Regions from separate parts of the Homo sapiens genome. Here region 1 is linked to region 2. The links are chromatin loops, found by intact Hi-C in ENCODE. Cell type or tissue: B cell. All regions are shown on one strand. Region 1 has its middle 56 kb from the start of LINC00895. Region 2 overlaps HIRA (histone cell cycle regulator).

Region 1 (8,000 bases), 260 kb after region 2:
CAAAGTGCTGGGATTACAGGCATGAGCCACCATGCCCAGCCTTTTTTTCTTTTCTTTTCTTAATAGACAGGGTCTCACTTTCAGTCACTCAGGCTGGGGTGCAGAGTTTCAATCCTAGCTCACTGCAGCTTTGACCTCCTAGGCTCAGCTGATCCTCCTGCCTCAGCCTCCCAAAGTGCTGGGATGACAGGTGTGAGCCATTGTTCCCAGCTAAATAGTGCTTTTTCTTCTCTCTAACATTGAAATATAGAAAGTATGAAAAAGCCACTCATGGTCAAGCGGCATGTCCCTGCAGAGCTGTCAGCCACACTGCCTCCCAGAATCCAGGTTGGGGGTTTCCGATGCTGTCTGTTCCATGTGACCTCACAGCCTCCTGAACCAACTGATGGCCCCAAATGTTTATCCCCATTCCAGATGGCACCTGGTGGTACCTGAAAGTGACCTCTGGGCTGCGAGGTGCGTGGTAATGTCCCTGTGGCCCATCTCTAGATCGTGAAGAGGGTGATGTGAATCATAGCACACTCCAGGACATCACAGGGCCCCAGCACAATTGTGTATGCTGTGACTCCGTCACCCAACTACTTCGAGTCTTCAAAGACATTGAATTGCCATTGTTCTAATACTTATTTGCCTTTGGTTCCCACTCCTTCCTCCCCGTGGTGGGAAGAAAGTTGGGGAATGTGCACCCAGAAGATGTCGGGGCTGGATCAAGCCCCTTTTCAGTCACTGTCATTCATAGTTGAGATGTGAACTCTGCAAAGGCAGTGAGTACAGAACATTCTTGTTTCCAGTGCAAATCCACTGTGACCAGGAAGCTGTGCCTAGGTCTCTGACTCCAGCCACCCATACCTCCTCTCCCTGTACCCAGAGCCCTGGATGAAAGCATGAGTCTGGGATGCTGGGAAGAGGGCAGACAATGACAGCTCCCAGGCGCTGTGGACCAGGCAGGCTCTGTGTTGGGCTTTCCTGGCAGACGATGCTGTAGTTAGTTAATCCTCTCGAGGACATGTGAGATGAGGGTATCATTACCTTAGAGATGGAGGATCTGAGCCTCCAGCAGATAAGCAGCTGCCCCGCTGCAGAGAACTGAAAATGAAGCTAAGCTTGTTGGCTTTTCCCCACCAGCTGCCTCCCACTTCCTCCACCTGCTCTGTCTCTGCAGAAAACATCAAGAATGCAAATCCAGCCCCTTGGCCAGCTCATTTGCACACACACTCACCTCAGGGGTCTCTGGGGGTGTCTTGGATGCAGACCTCCATCCCTCACACCCTCACACCTGTCCGTCCAAGGGTCAGGCCATGCTGGAGTGCCTGGGCTGGCCTGATGGAGATGCTGCACCAGCTGAGTCATGGCGGGAAAACAGCCGGGAATCACCCAATATCTATTCCTTCCTTCCTTTCCATTTTCTTTTACAACAGCAAAATGATGCCAAGATTTTTCTGTGCTTCCCCTGTTATAGGCTGATTTATGGCCTCCCTCCCAAGTTCCTATGTTGAACTCCTAACCACCCAGTCCCAACCCCATATGGCTGTATTTGGATAGATCTTTTTCTTTCTTTCTTTTTTGAGACGGAGTCTTGCTCTGTTGACCAGGCTGGAGTGCAGTGGTGCAATCTTAGCTCACTGCAACCTCTGCCACCTGGGTTCAAGAGATTCTTGTGCCTCAGCCTCCTAAGTAGCTGGGACTACAGGTGCGCACCACCACGCCTGGCTAATTTTTTGTATTTTTAGTAGAGACGGGATTTCACCAGGCTGGTCTTGAACTCCTGACCTCAAGTGATCTACCTGCCTCGGCCTCCCAAAGTGTTGGGATTACAGGCCTGAGCCACTGCACCTGGCTGAGAGAGGGTCTTTAAACAGGTAATTCATTCAAAATGAGGTCATGAGGGTGGGCCCTACTCTTGTATGACTGGTGTCCTATAAGAAAAGGAGACTAGGGCCTAGCAAGGTGGCTCCCAACAGTTTGGGAGGCCAAAGCAGGAGGATTGCTCAAGCCCAGATGTTCGAGACCAGCCTGAGCAACATGGTGAGACCCCCATCTCTACAAAAAATTTTAAAAATTAGCCAGGCATGGTGAGGTGCACCCGTAGTCCCAGCTACTTGGGAGCCTGGGAGGCTGAGGCAAGAGGATCGCTTGAGCACTAGGAATGTGGGGCTTCGGTGAGCCATGATTGTGCCACTGCACTCCAATCTGGGCAACACAGCAAGATCCTGTCTCTAAAACTAAATAAAGAAAGAAAAAGGAGAGGAGATTAGGACACAGGTATGCCCAGAGGGATGACCCTCTGAGGGCATGGCGAGAAGACGGCCATCGACAAGCCCGGGAGAAGGTCCCCGGAAGACATAACCCTGCCCACGCCTTGATCCCAGACTTCCGGCCCGCAGAATATAAGACAATAAAGGTCTGCGGTGAGGCCACCAGCCAGTGGCACTTTGTGATGGCAGCCCCGGGAGGCCAAAACAGCTGCCTGTTCCCCACGTCCCTCTCCCAGCAGAAGCGCATGGGCTGCTCTTGAGCCCCAGCTGCAGTCCATCACTGTCAGTGCTAATGCGAAGCTCCCCTAAGACTGACTTGACAATATTGGCGAGTGGGCTTGACCCACCAGCCTGCATCCGGTGCCGGTGAATGGGCACTTACGTTCCTTATTGAAACGCTACTTGTGGCCCTCTGCTTCCCGGAGCTCCTGGCAACAGCCCAACTTTATGTTCCAAATAGGAAAAGGCTGCTTGATTTAAAGACTCGGACTTCATTAGGCGTTACCTTGATTTATGGAAAAATAATACTGAATGGTTGCATAACAATGGCCCACTGCTCACCTACGTGTGGCCTGGGGTTAATAAAACCGGCACATTTGTCTCTCCCACGATGACGTCAACGTGTACCAGCCCTTCTCTTCCACATGGGAAACGTGTTATGTTGTTCCAATTGTACATTCACTTGGTGAAGGGTTGTGTTAAGTGATTCCAAAAATTGACTGTGTATATTTTCTCTAGGGAAGTTATTGTATATTATTTTAGCTGGGAACATCTCTCGCACACAATTACTAATCAGAAGTGAAAATCAGGATTTGTCCCCGGCCCACCTGGCGGATCTGATGCAGCGCCAGGGCAGCCCGTGAAGACGGGCGCTCTTCCTCCGTGACTCTGGGCCAGGCAGAAGGAGCCTTGGAGAGGCTGCAGGAGGAAGCCCGGCTTGAGGCCATTCCTGTTTTGTCTTGCTGGAATTCAAAGATATTTGTTAATCCTTTCCCCCCACTTGAGTTGAGAAGGCCTGGAATGAGGTTTCACAAGCTGTGCCCTGTAGAGCTCCTGGGGAAACTGGCTCGAAAGAATGACTTCTCGAGAGGGAAACTAATATTTGCTTATTTTCCCCCCACTAACTTCCCAAGGGAAGGCTAATCTTTAGAAACACAGAAACTTTGGAGGCCAATAAAATTGAGAGCAAGAGAAGCGAGATTGTTTCATTGTTGCCACCATGAAGGAGAGTTTGTTTTTACTGGATTTCTTTTTCCCTTCAGGAAGGCTCTGGTAAGAGTCCTGATAGATTATTCTCGCACCCCTGGTTCTGGCTTTCCCCCCATTGTTTCAATTGCCCTTTTAATCACCACGATCTCAGTCAAGGTCAAGGCTGCTGTTTCATGTACCCGTGCCCCGCCTGCCCTCCTCTGCCGCGGATTCCCATGGGGATGTGTGTGGCTGCATGACCACCCTTCCGTGTCACCAATCACACCGAGCAGCCCTGAAGCCAGCGTGGGGTGTCGGCAGGGTGGTGGCACTCGGCATTTCCCAGCCTCTTCTTGGATGCCTGGGGTCCTCTCTGCAGGGTTTGGTGAGGCCCTGCTGGGGTGAGAGCCCTTGGCAGCCCCAACTGTGTCTGATCACAGGCGAAGCATTTATGAGGCAGCTGGGTCCCATAACAGAAACAGGGAAACCAGAGGCAGAAGTGACATTACGAAGTGGCTTACGGCGCTGCTAAGTCAGGGTTGGGGTAGCAAAGCGTCATATAGGGAACTGAAATGCTTTTCAGCGCACAATAGCAGTGAACTGGATGGGAATCTTCGGGCCGAGAGAAGTCCAGGCAGAGGCGTTAAAAAGTTTAGGCAAGGAAAAGGAGTGAAGGGCTGGACCTGGTGGGGTGGGGTCCCATTCCCAGGAGAGTCGGCCCTGCCCCAGCAGCTTCCAGCTGGAGCCTTCAAGGACCTGGAGGGGGCAGGACCAACCCCTCCACCCTCCCTGCCCTTCACCCTCAAGTTCACCTGCAGGGCTGTCTTCTTGCTTACTAAGGCCTGGGAGAGTTTAATTCCAAAGCAGAGGATGATGACTGGAGAAACGGATGCCTGGTTGAGTCACTTCTGGGGGCTCAGCATTGGAATCCCTCTGTAACCTCCCAGAAGCAGAAGTGGTGGCGTCCAAGGCTGCCCAGGCCCCTCCAGTGATGAGGAGCCCAGACCCTACAACACGCCTTTGCCCCCTGCACACCCTTCCTGCTGACAGCCCCATCCCATGCTCCTCCCCATCTGACCCGTGTGTGTGTGTGTGTGTGTGTGTGTGTGTGTGTGTGTGTGTGTGCGCCCCCCACCCCCGCAGACCTCCCGAGACAGCTCTGGCAGCCCCACCTGCCAGGGGTCAAGTGCAATTCCTCTGGAAGTAGCATCTTTCACATGGAAACGTTCCTTTATTTTCAGTAGTTATGGTCGTCAGCGAGCCCTCTTAAAGGAGTCAGGTGTCCTGCTTTTGTTAAAATGACGTTGTCTCCTAACTCTTAGAGAAGAGGAAAAATGTCTCTGCCCAGCTGGCATGCTGGGGCACAGACCACTGAAGCCAAGGCTTTGGACTCGGGGGTTCTGGAGGCTGGAGGAAGGGAGAAGGGGATGCAGCGCAGCGTGTTGTGTGTGCATAGTGCTCCAGGGACTCCAGAGGAGAAAGGAGTCCCTGGGGAAGAGACATGGGTCTGCCTCTTATCCTAAGTGCTTTCTGGTGCTCCAGGGAGAAGTGTTTCTTGTCTGAGATGTGGCAGACATTTAGAATCATTGCTCAGAACTGTCTCATCTTAAACCTTTTAACCAGAAAGTACAGAACCATTGCTCCAGGGGAAATACAAGCTTGTGAGAGCTTCTGTTTGCAACATTTCATTCACTAATCCATACATAACCTTGTTGTGTGTCTGTTTCTGTTGAAAGACACTTTAATATATATTATTGCTTCTTTAATGTATTCACCACCAGCAACACCATAACTCTTGCCTGAACGCAGCTCATCTAACACACATATTTTCCGCATACAGTTCATTGCAGCCTTTTTTTTTTTTGAGATGGAGTCTCGCTTTGTTGCCAAGCTGGAGTGTAGTGGCGGGTTCAAGCGGTTCTCCTGCCTCAGCCTCCCGAGCAGCTGGGATGACAGGTGCCTGCCACCACGCCCGGCTAATTTTTGTATTTTTAGGAGAGACAGGGTTTCACCATGTCGGCCAGGATGGTCTCAAACTCTTAACCTCATGATCCACCCGCCTCAGCCTCCCAAAGTGCTGGGATTACAGGCGTAAGCCACCACACTCGGCCTTTTTTTTTTTTTTTTAAGAGATGGGGATCTTGTTCTGTCACTCAGGTTGGAGGGCAGTGGCATGATCACAGGTCACTGCAGCCTTGACCTCCTGGGCTCAAGTGATTGCCCACCTCAGCCTCCCAAGTAGCTGGGACCACAGGCACACGCCACCACATCCGGCTCATCACAGCCTGTTTGTGCTTAGGAACACTAGACAGCCCTCAAGGTCTTTACCTATAAAGTAGAGATGTCAGAGATGTCAGAGGCACTTGAACCAGAGCAACTCCATCTTGAATAGGGGCTAGGTAAAATAAGGCTGAGACTTACTGGGCTGCATTCTCAGACAGTCTTTTTTTTTTTTTTTTTTTTTTTTTTTGAGACGGAGTCTCACTCGGTTTCCCAGGCTGGGGTGTAATGGCGTGATCTTGGCTCACTGCAACTACCACCACCCAGGTTCAAGCAATTCTCCTACCTTAGCCTCCTGAGTAGCTGGGACTACAGGTGTGCATGACCACGCCTGGCTAAGTTTTGTATTTTTAGTAGAGACGGGGTTTCGCCATGTTGGCCAGGCTGGTCTCGAACTCCTGGCCTCAGGTAATCCACCCACCGTGGCCTCCGAAAGTACTGGGATTACAGGTGTGAGCCACCACTCCTGGCCCCTCCGGTTAGGCATTCTAAGTCACAGGATGAGATAGGAGGTTGCTGCAAGATACAGGTCATAAAGACCTTGCAGATTAAAACAGGTTGCAGTAAAGAAGCAGGCTAAAAAGCCATCAAAACCAAGATGGTGATGAGAATGACCTCTGGTCATTCTCACTGCTACACTCTCAAACTGTCAACAATTTGACAATTTACAAATGCCATGGCAATGTCAGGAAGTTACTCTGTATGGTCTAAAAAAGGGAGGCATGAATAACCCACCCCTTGTTTAGCATATAATCAAGAAGAAACCATAAAAATAAGCAACCGAGGCCGGGCATGGTGGCTCACGTCTGTAATCCCACCACTTTGGGAGGCCGAGGCGGGCGGATCACAAGGTCAGGAGATCAAGACCATCCTGGCCAACATGGTGAAACCCAACTCTACTAAAATGCAGAAAAAATTAGTTGGGTATGGTGGTGCGCACCTGTAGTCCCAGCTACTCCGGAGGCTGAGGTAGGGGAATTGCTTGAACCCGGGAGGTGGAGGTTGCAGTGAGCTGAGATCGTGCCACTGCACTCCAGCCTGGCAACAGAGCGAGACTCCGTCTCAAATTAAAAAAAAACAAAAAACAAAAAAAAAAGCAACCAGCATCCCTCAGGGCTGCTCTGACCATGGAGCAGCCATTCTTTATTCCTTCACTTTCTTAATAAACTTGCTTTCACTTTACTCTATGGACTCGCCCCTAATTCTTTCTTCCTCGAGATCCAAGAACCCTCTCTTGGGATCTGAATTGGGACCACTTTCCGGGAACAGAGACAGCAGGGCAATGGCCAGAGGCCACATGAGACAGTCAGTAGTGTATGGAGGCGGCAGCAGGTGCCCAGAGGCATCCCCGGCCCACCCCCAGAGCCTGGCCTGACATCCAGGCCTCGCAGGCTTCAGGCCAGGACCCTACCAGCAACCCCCCACCCCCGAGCACCCCAGGTGTGTATGGGTGGGTGGGGCCTCCCGTCAGCCCACCCAGGGGCCTGTCACACCCCTGCTGCACACAGCCTCTGCACTCTGGACTGCATGCTGGAGCCCGTGGGCATCAGAGCCACGGGCTGGGCTTGGCAGGATGCACCTCCCAGCAACGGTGTGCTCACTTCTCCTGTCCTCCCCTGGCTCTGATGACACTGTGAGGCAGCAAACCAGGGTCCTGAAGGGACCTCTAAAGATACAGTGTGTGCAGGGACCCTGCCCAGGGTGAGAGCAGCTGGAGCTCTTGCCGTGATCATCTCAGGCTGCCCAGGTGAAGGTGTTTCCCCAACAGCCCTGGCCACAGAGGAGGCCAGGCCTCTTCCCTGCCCACCAGTCTCATGGCCCTCCAGCCTTCCCTCCCGCCACCTGGGCCAGGGCCAAGAGTCTTGGAGGGAGGTTCTTATTGCTACCAGGTGACCCCTGCTCCTGGCTGGCATGGAGCAAAGTCACCCTTGCTATCAATTTAACACAGATGAAAGATCATGCTTGTTCCCATTCCCACCACCTGGACATCCTCCTCTCCTGGACCCTACAGCCTGCGTGGGGGGTGCATTTGCAGGAATGGACCTTGCCTCCCTGGAGTACCTCTTGGCTTACAGCCCCATCCTCCCTGGGGTCTGCTATCCTACTGACCTGAGCGTGCACACTGCTGATCTCCTGACCCACTGTTTAGGAAAATCACTCCTTTCCAAGCCTCCTGTTTCCTTGCAAATGCTCTAGAGCAGGGGTCCCCAACCCCTGGGGTCACAGGAATGGGCCACACAGTAGGAGGTAAGGCGCAGGCAAGCAAATGAAGCTTCA
Region 2 (8,000 bases):
CCTGGCTGCAACTAGTCAGACCAGTCCTGAGAAGGTCTCTAACAAGGCAGGCTAAGAGAAGTATGGGGATGACAGCATGCACCTCTGTGTCCAGGGGGCTGTCTGGCTGGCGTGGGAGATGTGTGTCGCTCCCAAACAAGGAGTGCGTTACAGAACAGTCTGGACACTGTCCAGCTTCTCCCGAGTGACCACCAGGCCCCTGGGTGGGCCCTGCACGAGCAGGCTGCTGCCTTCCCAGACAGAGCCCCCTAAGGCACAGCCACAGGCCCAGGGTGAGGCTGGAGCTCAGACGCAGGCAGGGGTAGCAGATGTACAGCCAGTACAGTGAGATCCTGGCCACAGTAGGCCACCCAGAGCCCTGCTTTGTGTCACTTCTATCCTGGTGAGCCAGTCACTCCAGCAGGCTCAAGGAGGTCAGTTAAGGAAGGAGCTCTGCCAACTGCCTTCCTAATGAGCCACTATTGCTACTGGCTCCAAAAAGGGAGAGGCAAGTGAGATGCTTTTGTTTACAAATGTTTACTTGGAGAGTATGAATCAGAGAACACTCTAAGCAGCACGGGCAACAAGGAGCTCTCTGCAGTGCTGTGACTGAATTCTTATTTTTTCTGAGACAGAGTCTCGGTCTGTCGCCCAGGCTGGAGTGTAGTGGCGTGATCTCGGCTCACTGCAACCTCCGCCTCCCCAGTTCAAGCGATTCTCCTACCTTAGCCTCCCGAGTAGCTGGGATTACAGGCACATGCTACCACGCCTGGCTAATTTTTGTATTTTTGGTAGAGATGGGGTTTCAATATGTTGGCCAGGCTGGTACTGTGACTGAATTCTATCTGCCCATCTCTGGTGGTCAGAGCCTGGCTCAAGCCAGCCCACTGCAAAGAAAGCCATCATTTTTGGGCTGTAACACTGGGGAACAGGTCTGCAGGCTGGGCCTGAACTGGGCAGGACTAAGCAGGAGGAGAGGTCCCACGTGGTCCAGCAGGCTTGCCCCACAGCTGCCATGTCACTGTGGGAGAGGCTGTGCCGACACCCCTTAGCCCTCAGCTGGGCAAGCCACCTGCCTTGAGGGGAGGGACAGAGAGTGGGAGCCTGTGGAAGCATCTGATACACAGGTGCCTGGGACTGGGAATTTAAATGGCTCATCTGGAGGGGGAATTTGAGGGAGGAACAGAACAAACAGTGGGGTCCCCTAGGCCTAAAAACACAAAACTCACTCAGGGCCCACGAGAATTGTGGTCTAAGACCTAAGGCCATGTGCTTTGACACAAGTAAAAGCATTTACATGGGACCTCATGGCAGATGATTAAGGGTGTAATTATGATGACTGTATCTGGTCCTGACTGGGATGCTACATCAGACAGGAACCTGAGGAGAAACATTGGTTCCCCTTCCACATTGAACACAGGTAGGGACAGGGCTCACGTACAGTTCTAGGAACCCAGGGGAAGATACTGGGTGACTAATCACTGAATCAAGGTCCCCCTCACAGTGCAGAATCTGGCATGGGCTGGGATGGGGACTTCAGGGACAGTCAGAAATCCATCCTGACCAACTTGGATGGAAATCTGGGATCCAAAAAAGGAACCAGCCCAGGTCAAGGTGAGCCAGGCACACCTCAGTGTGGAATTCGAGACTTTGGGGATCTGGCTGGACAAGGGAATCAGGCCATCAGGTTCAAAGCTTGGCCTGGGTAACCCTCAAGGGCTCAGTTTCCCCATCTGTAACACGGGGATACTGATGCTGACCTTGCTGGGTGCTGCAGGGACTGAGATGACAAGCACATATGCTTGGCCTGGAGTGAAGCCTGGTGTGAGTCTCTGTGGGAGCTGGTGCTCCCAGGGTCATGCACCTCCCCTAGACAGGCCCAGGCCCAGAATGATGGCATGTGTGCCTGTGTCACCTGGGCCGGCTAAGGACCTGCCCACCCTTACCAGCTGCCCGCAGCAGTGAGGATCCGGCTGGTGAGTACCGTCTCCCACTCCTTCCCTTCCCGGTTGCACTTCAGGCGGCTCAGCTTCACGCCCCCCACCACTGTCACTTCATTCTCCACCTCAATGTACATGGAAGGATCGGAGCTGACCTGGATGAAGTAAACACACGGGTCTGCTCAGACAAGGGCCGCAGCCCAGGTGACATGCTCCAAGGCTCTGTAGCCTGGGGCCCCAAGGCAGCAGCAGGATACAGAGGCAGACTGGCTGGCCAAGAGAGGAGAGGGAGGGCAGGTAGGGCAAAGGGGCTGAGCGGGAGGCCCAGAGGGCCAGACATGTGGCCCCCAAGGCAGGGAGAATGCTGGGAGCTGGTTTCTACCCTGTCATTTGTGTAGTTGAACAGCCAGAGAAGAGAAGCAGTGCCAGGGTTAAAGACCCCAAAGTCTCCCAACCCTGCCACTTCATCTCACAAGGGAGTAACGTGCCCAAAAGCACACTGCAAAGGACCGAGCTGGGAGTGAGACTTGGGTTTCTAGCCTCCTACTTGAAGAATCTTCAAAGATGGCAGTGTTTGGCAAGATTAGAGACCATGTCAGTGCTTGGAGGGAATGTTTAGAAAACCCCCAAAGGGGCTCTCCAGTTCCTGTGGTGGTGAGACTTGGTCTGCTCAACTGAGACTAAACTGGCAGGGGTGTTTATGGCACAGCATGTATGAAAAGCACCTAATTCAGTGTCTGGCACCAAATGGGCTCAGCCACACGCGTGTGTGGGGAGCTGACCAACAGATTTTCCCTGTGGTAAAATAGGCAGAACCACCAAACAGTCTGTGCTTGTGTGGCCACTCAAGTGGGTGAGCTGGGCCGAGGGCTGACTGCCCCCTTCACAGACCCAGAAATGACAGTCCCAAGCAGTGCTTGGAGGGCAAGATGCCTAGGGGAAGGGCTGGAGGAGTTTGGGAGAGTTCTGTGCTGAGAAGCAGGGCACCCAGGAGGGAACCTAAGTCAGAACACCTCTGAGTGCAAGAGCACGTCTGAACGCTGCTGACCACTGGAGGGCCCCTGCCTCCGTTCACACCAGCAATAAGAACAAACCCTATGGGTTCCTACCCTTTGGCTTCCCTGCTTCATTCCTCTGCACTGTGGCCCAGAAGGACCTATGGTAGGAAGGGCTGACGCCTGCTCTCTGGTGCCCTGTGAGGACCAACCTGGGCTCAGAGCAGTGTGTAGCCAGTGGGAAGTGACCCGCAAGCAGGGTCCAAGAAGGCTGCTCGAGGACACGCACCTGAGCTGAGGTACAAGGGTATGCAGAGAGGCAGCAGTGTGTGTGACGGCACCATGGCAGGAGAGGCCTAGATACTATGCTGGGCCAAGTGACCAGGAGGGCTCTGGGTATAAAGGATTATTTACTCCAGAATTGTGTTTTGGATAACCACATGCTTACAAGCTTCCATTCCAAGAGCTCAAACAACTCTGATGATTGACTGTGCCAGACACTGAGAAGACAAAGCTAGCAGGATGGTTGGGAGATAGATTATGACCACACATTCCCACAGACACCAAGCCTGAGGCTGCCCAGGGCTGTGTGTGGAGGTGGAGGTGGCTTCCAGCCAGGACACCTGAGAGGAGTCCTGAAGAGCACCAGAACATGTGGTGGTAATGGCAGCCCCAGCAGCTGGAATCCCAAGGGCAAAGCCAGACAGAGGCTATGGGTGAGTGAGAGTGGAGGCTGGCAATTTCGCTAAGAGTTGGTGGGTACCCCGATCTGCTATGACTTCTCCCAGAAGGTGATGGAGAGCCACTGGAAACCAATCTCCAAGGAAGTGACAAGATAGGATTTGTATGCAGTAGGGGACAGAGAATGTCTGGGTGTGCCTGAGGGAGAACTGGCAGGGTCCTAGAACTTACCTGGAGGGTGAATGCTCTCTGGGGGCTTGGAATTGGCAGCTTCAGTGCAAGTGCTGGTGCAGACAGACACATGGCCTCCTTCTCTGCGGTTAGGGCAGCTGGAGACTGGAAGAGCCAGAAACGTTCCTGAGCCTTGCTCTAACACTACGGGGTAGCATTTGGTAAAGGCAGGTCACCCAGAAGTGAGGCTGAGCCTGCGACCAGAGCATTTCCACCCTGGGAGGGAGGAAGCAGAGGGGAATGCTACAAGGATCCTAACCTCATGGACAAGCCAGTTGATGCCAGGGAACCTGCTCAAGGGCCCTGGGTGAGTCAAGGGCACATCTGAGGGAGAGCGTGGCCTCCATGCTACATTCCAGGGGCTGCATGTCTAAGCCAGCTGGTTCCCAAGGTGACCCACCCAGCTGAGGCTTACCATGCACACAGGGCCTTCAAGCTCTAAGTACAGAAAGGTGGGCTAAAGAAGGCAGGATGGGCCCACTGGCCTCACCTGGACAGACAGAGACACAGGCATGAGACGAGAGTCCTTCCGAGGCCGCCCTTTCTTCTTCTTCTCTACTGTCTCTACCTCAAGCTCAAGTTTTCGCTTGGACAGTGAGGAAGCCTTAGCCAAAGGGACTTTCTCATCGCTGTCACTGCTGCTCTCCAGGAGGTCTCGGGGCCTCAGCTCTTTCACAAGGTTCTGCTCTTTTAACCTGCACAAAAACATTACATCACACTTCCCTTCAGAAACCATTCATGCAAGAAAGAGTGAAGTGAAATATTTAAAGTGCTTAAACAAACCTCTTGCCAACCTAGAATTCTGTGTCCAGTGAAATTATGCCTCAAAAGTAAAGGAGAAATAATGACTTTGTCAGACAAAAATAAACAAAGAGACACCGGAATCTGTTGCCAGAAGACCTGCCTTGCAAGAAATGTTAAAAGTCTTTCAGAGAGAAGATAAATGATGCAGGCCAGAAACTCACATCTGCATGAAGAAAGGAAGAGTGATGTTAGAGAAAAAAAACAATGAACATAAAATAGAATCTTTTGTATTTCATATTCCCAACTGATCTGAGAGACAACTTTCTGTTCAAACAAATAACAGCCACCATGTCTTGAATTACTATAGTTTATGAATGAGTGAAATAAGTGGTACCAATGTCATAGGGCATGGAAGGAAAGAGTGGGGAACTCTTTCTACTACCCATGAAGTGGTATAATATTATTTGAAAGTAGAGTTAGGTTATAAATGTTTATTGTAAACTCTAGAGCAATCACTAAAAAAAATTTTTTAAAGCATAATTAATAATGCTGAGAGGAGAGAAAATTTATTTTTATTTTATTATCATTTTTTTTTTGGAGATGGATTTTCACTCTTCTCGCCCAGCCTGGAATGCAATGGTGTGATCTTGGCTCACTGCAACATCCACCTACTGGGGTCAAGTGATTCTCCTGCCTCAGTCTCCCAAGTAGCTGGGATTACAGGTGTGTGCCACCACGCCTGGTTAATTTTTGTATTATTAGTAGAGACAGGGTTTCATCATGTTGGCCAGGCCAGTCTTGAACTCCTGACCTCAGGTGACCTACCCGCCTCAGCCTCCCAAAGTGTTGGGATTATGGTCGTGAGCCACCATGCCTGGCTGAGAAAACTGAATCATATAAAATACTCAGCTAAAACCAGAGAAGGCAGAAAAAGAAGATAAAAAGAAGTGAAGATTAAAAAAAAAGAATAAGGCCGGGCACGGTGGCTCACGCCTGTAATCCCAGCACTTTGGGAGGCTGAGGTGGGTGAATCACCTGAGGTCAGGAGATTGAGACCGTCCTGGCCAACACGGTGAAACCCTGTCTCTACTAAAATACAAAAAATTAGCCGGGTGTGGTGGCGTGTGCCTGTAGTCCCAGCTACTCGGCAGGCTGAGGCAGGGCAATTGCTTGAACCCAGGAGGCAGAGGTTGCAGGGAGTCAAGATCGTGCCACTGCACTCCAGCCTGGTGACAAAGTGAGATTCCGTCTCAAAAAAAAAAACAAAAAAAACAAAAAAAAGAAATGGGTTTATGTTTTTAAAAATTTAATTTTAACTACAAAAGACAAAGACAGATTAATAGTAGGTGGACACAGTGGCTCATGCCTGTAGTCCCAGCTACTTGGTAGGCTGAGGCAGGAGGACTGCTCGAGCCCAGAGGCTTGAGAGCAGCCTGGGCAAAATAATGAGACCCCATCTCTAAGAACAAAAAATAAGTAAATAAATAAATACAAGAAAAGGGGTGATTCTAACTATATGACAACCTGGAACAGGCAAAACCATGGAGACAATAAAAAGATCAGTGGTTTCCAGGGGTTGGGGAAAGGAAGGTAACTATATGAAGCACAGAATTTTTAAGGCATTGAAACTATTCTGGCTGGGTGTGGTGGCTCTTTCCTGTAATTCCTACACTTTGGGAGGCCAAGGTGGGCAGATCACTTGAGGTCAGGAGTTTGAGACTGGCCTGGCCAACATGGTGAGACCCCATCTCTACTAAAAATACAAAAATTAGCCACGTGTGGTGGCATACACATGTAATCCCAGCTACCTGGGAGGCTGAGGTAGGAGAATTGCTTGAACCTGGGAGGCGGAGGTTGCAGTGAGCCGAGATGCGACTGTGCCACCGCACTCCAGCCTGGGCAATAGAGCGAGACTCTGTCTCGAAAAAACCCAAAAAACTATTCTGTAAGATATATAATGATGAATATATGTCATTATACATTGGTTAAACCCGTAAAACGTACAACATCAAGAGTAGACCCAAATGTAAACTTTGGGTGACGGTGTGCCCCACTCTGGTGGGGGATGCTGAAAGTGGGGGATGCTATGGGTATGTTGGGGAGGCGGGCATGTGGGAACTCTTTGTATTTCCTGTTCAATTTAGCTGTGAACCTAAACTGCTCTAACAAATAAAGTCTATTAAAAAAAAAAAGCGAGGACTGGAGAAAGACATGCCATGATAACACTAATCAAAAAAAGGTGGTGTAGTTACGTAAGCAAAGCAGGCATCAGAGACAGTAAAGTTATCAAGGATAAAGAGGGACATTACACAGTGATAAAGATGAAGGAGTCAATTCTTCAAGAAGACAGAACAATTCTGAATAAGTACACAGGCATACCTTGTGTTATTGTGCTTTACTTCACTGTGCTTCGCAGAGACTATGTTTTTTTTACAAGTTGAAGGTTTGTGGCAACCCTGCATCAAGCAAGTCTATTGGCGCCATTTCCCCAACAGCAGGTGCTCATTTCGTGTCTCTGTGTCACATTTTGATAATTCTCACAATATTTCAAACATTTTCATTCTTATTGTATCTGTTTTGGTGATCTGCCATTAGTGATCTTTCATGTTAGTATTATAACTGTTTTGGGGCACTGTGAACCACACCCATGTAAGATGCTGAACTTAATCAATAAATGGCGTTTATGTTCTGACTGCTCCACCAACTGGTTGTTCTCCTGTCTCCCTTCCTCTCCCCAGGCCTCCCTATTATCTGAGACAAAACAATATTGAAATTAGGCCAATCGATAACCCTATAATGGCCTCTAAGTAAGTGTTAAACCAAAAGCTAAAAATGATTAAGCTTAAAGAGGAAGGCACATTGAAAGCTGAGACAGGCCAAAAGCTATACCTTTTGCACCAGTTAGCCAAGGTGTGAATGCAATGGAAAAGCTCTTAAAGGAAGTTAAAAGTGCTACTCCAGTGAACACATGTTTGAAAAGAAAGCAAAACAGCCTTATTGCTAATATGGAGAAAGTTTTAGTGCTCTGGATAGAAGATCAAACCAGCCACAACACTCCCTTAATCCACAGCCTAATCCAAAGCAAGGCTCTAACTATTTTCATTTCTATGAAGGCTGAGAGAGGTGAGGAAGCTGGAGAAGAAAGTCTGAAGCTAGCAGAGGTTGGCTCATGAAGTTTAAGGAAAGAAGCTGCCTCTATAACATAAAACGGCAAGGTGAAGCAGCAAGTGCTAATGTAGAAGTTGCAGCAAGGTATTAGAACATCTAGCTAAGATCATGGATGAAGGTGGTAACACTAAACAACAGATTGTCAGTGTAGGTAAAACAGCCTTCTATCAGAAGAAGATGTCATCTAGGACTTTCCTAGCTAGAGAAGGGAAGTCAATGCCTGGCTTCAAAGTTTCAGAAGACAGGCTGGTTATCTTATTGA

What was found. Peaks named below come from ENCODE experiments on the same cell type or tissue, not always from the same donor. Only the 100,000 strongest peaks of a DNase experiment are listed, where the experiment ranks them.
Region 1: a loop joins it to region 2, with 6 times the contacts of the local background. A loop is called at or near these places in 2 of 110 quality-filtered maps.

The regions. Positions count from the first base shown.
Region 1 is chr22:19,618,386-19,626,385 of GRCh38, forward strand. No RefSeq gene overlaps it. Among named protein-coding and RNA genes, the nearest start is that of LINC00895, 56 kb to the left of the region's middle. RefSeq lists a silencer at 1,301-1,595 and an enhancer at 1,946-2,707. In B cell, no CTCF peak of the experiment used is centred here; DNase peaks (open chromatin) are centred at 1,096, 3,786 and 3,836; H3K4me3 peaks cover 878 bases; H3K27ac peaks cover 534 bases; H3K27me3 peaks cover 2,137 bases.
Region 2 is chr22:19,357,411-19,365,410 of GRCh38, forward strand. It overlaps HIRA (histone cell cycle regulator), which reads right to left. Exons shown (of 25, transcript NM_003325.4): 16 at 4,317-4,521; 17 at 3,827-3,931; 18 at 1,926-2,074. Among named protein-coding and RNA genes, the nearest start is that of CLTCL1, 70 kb to the left of the region's middle. In B cell, no CTCF peak of the experiment used is centred here; DNase peaks (open chromatin) are centred at 2,581 and 4,481; H3K4me3 peaks cover 2,249 bases; H3K27ac peaks cover 6,438 bases.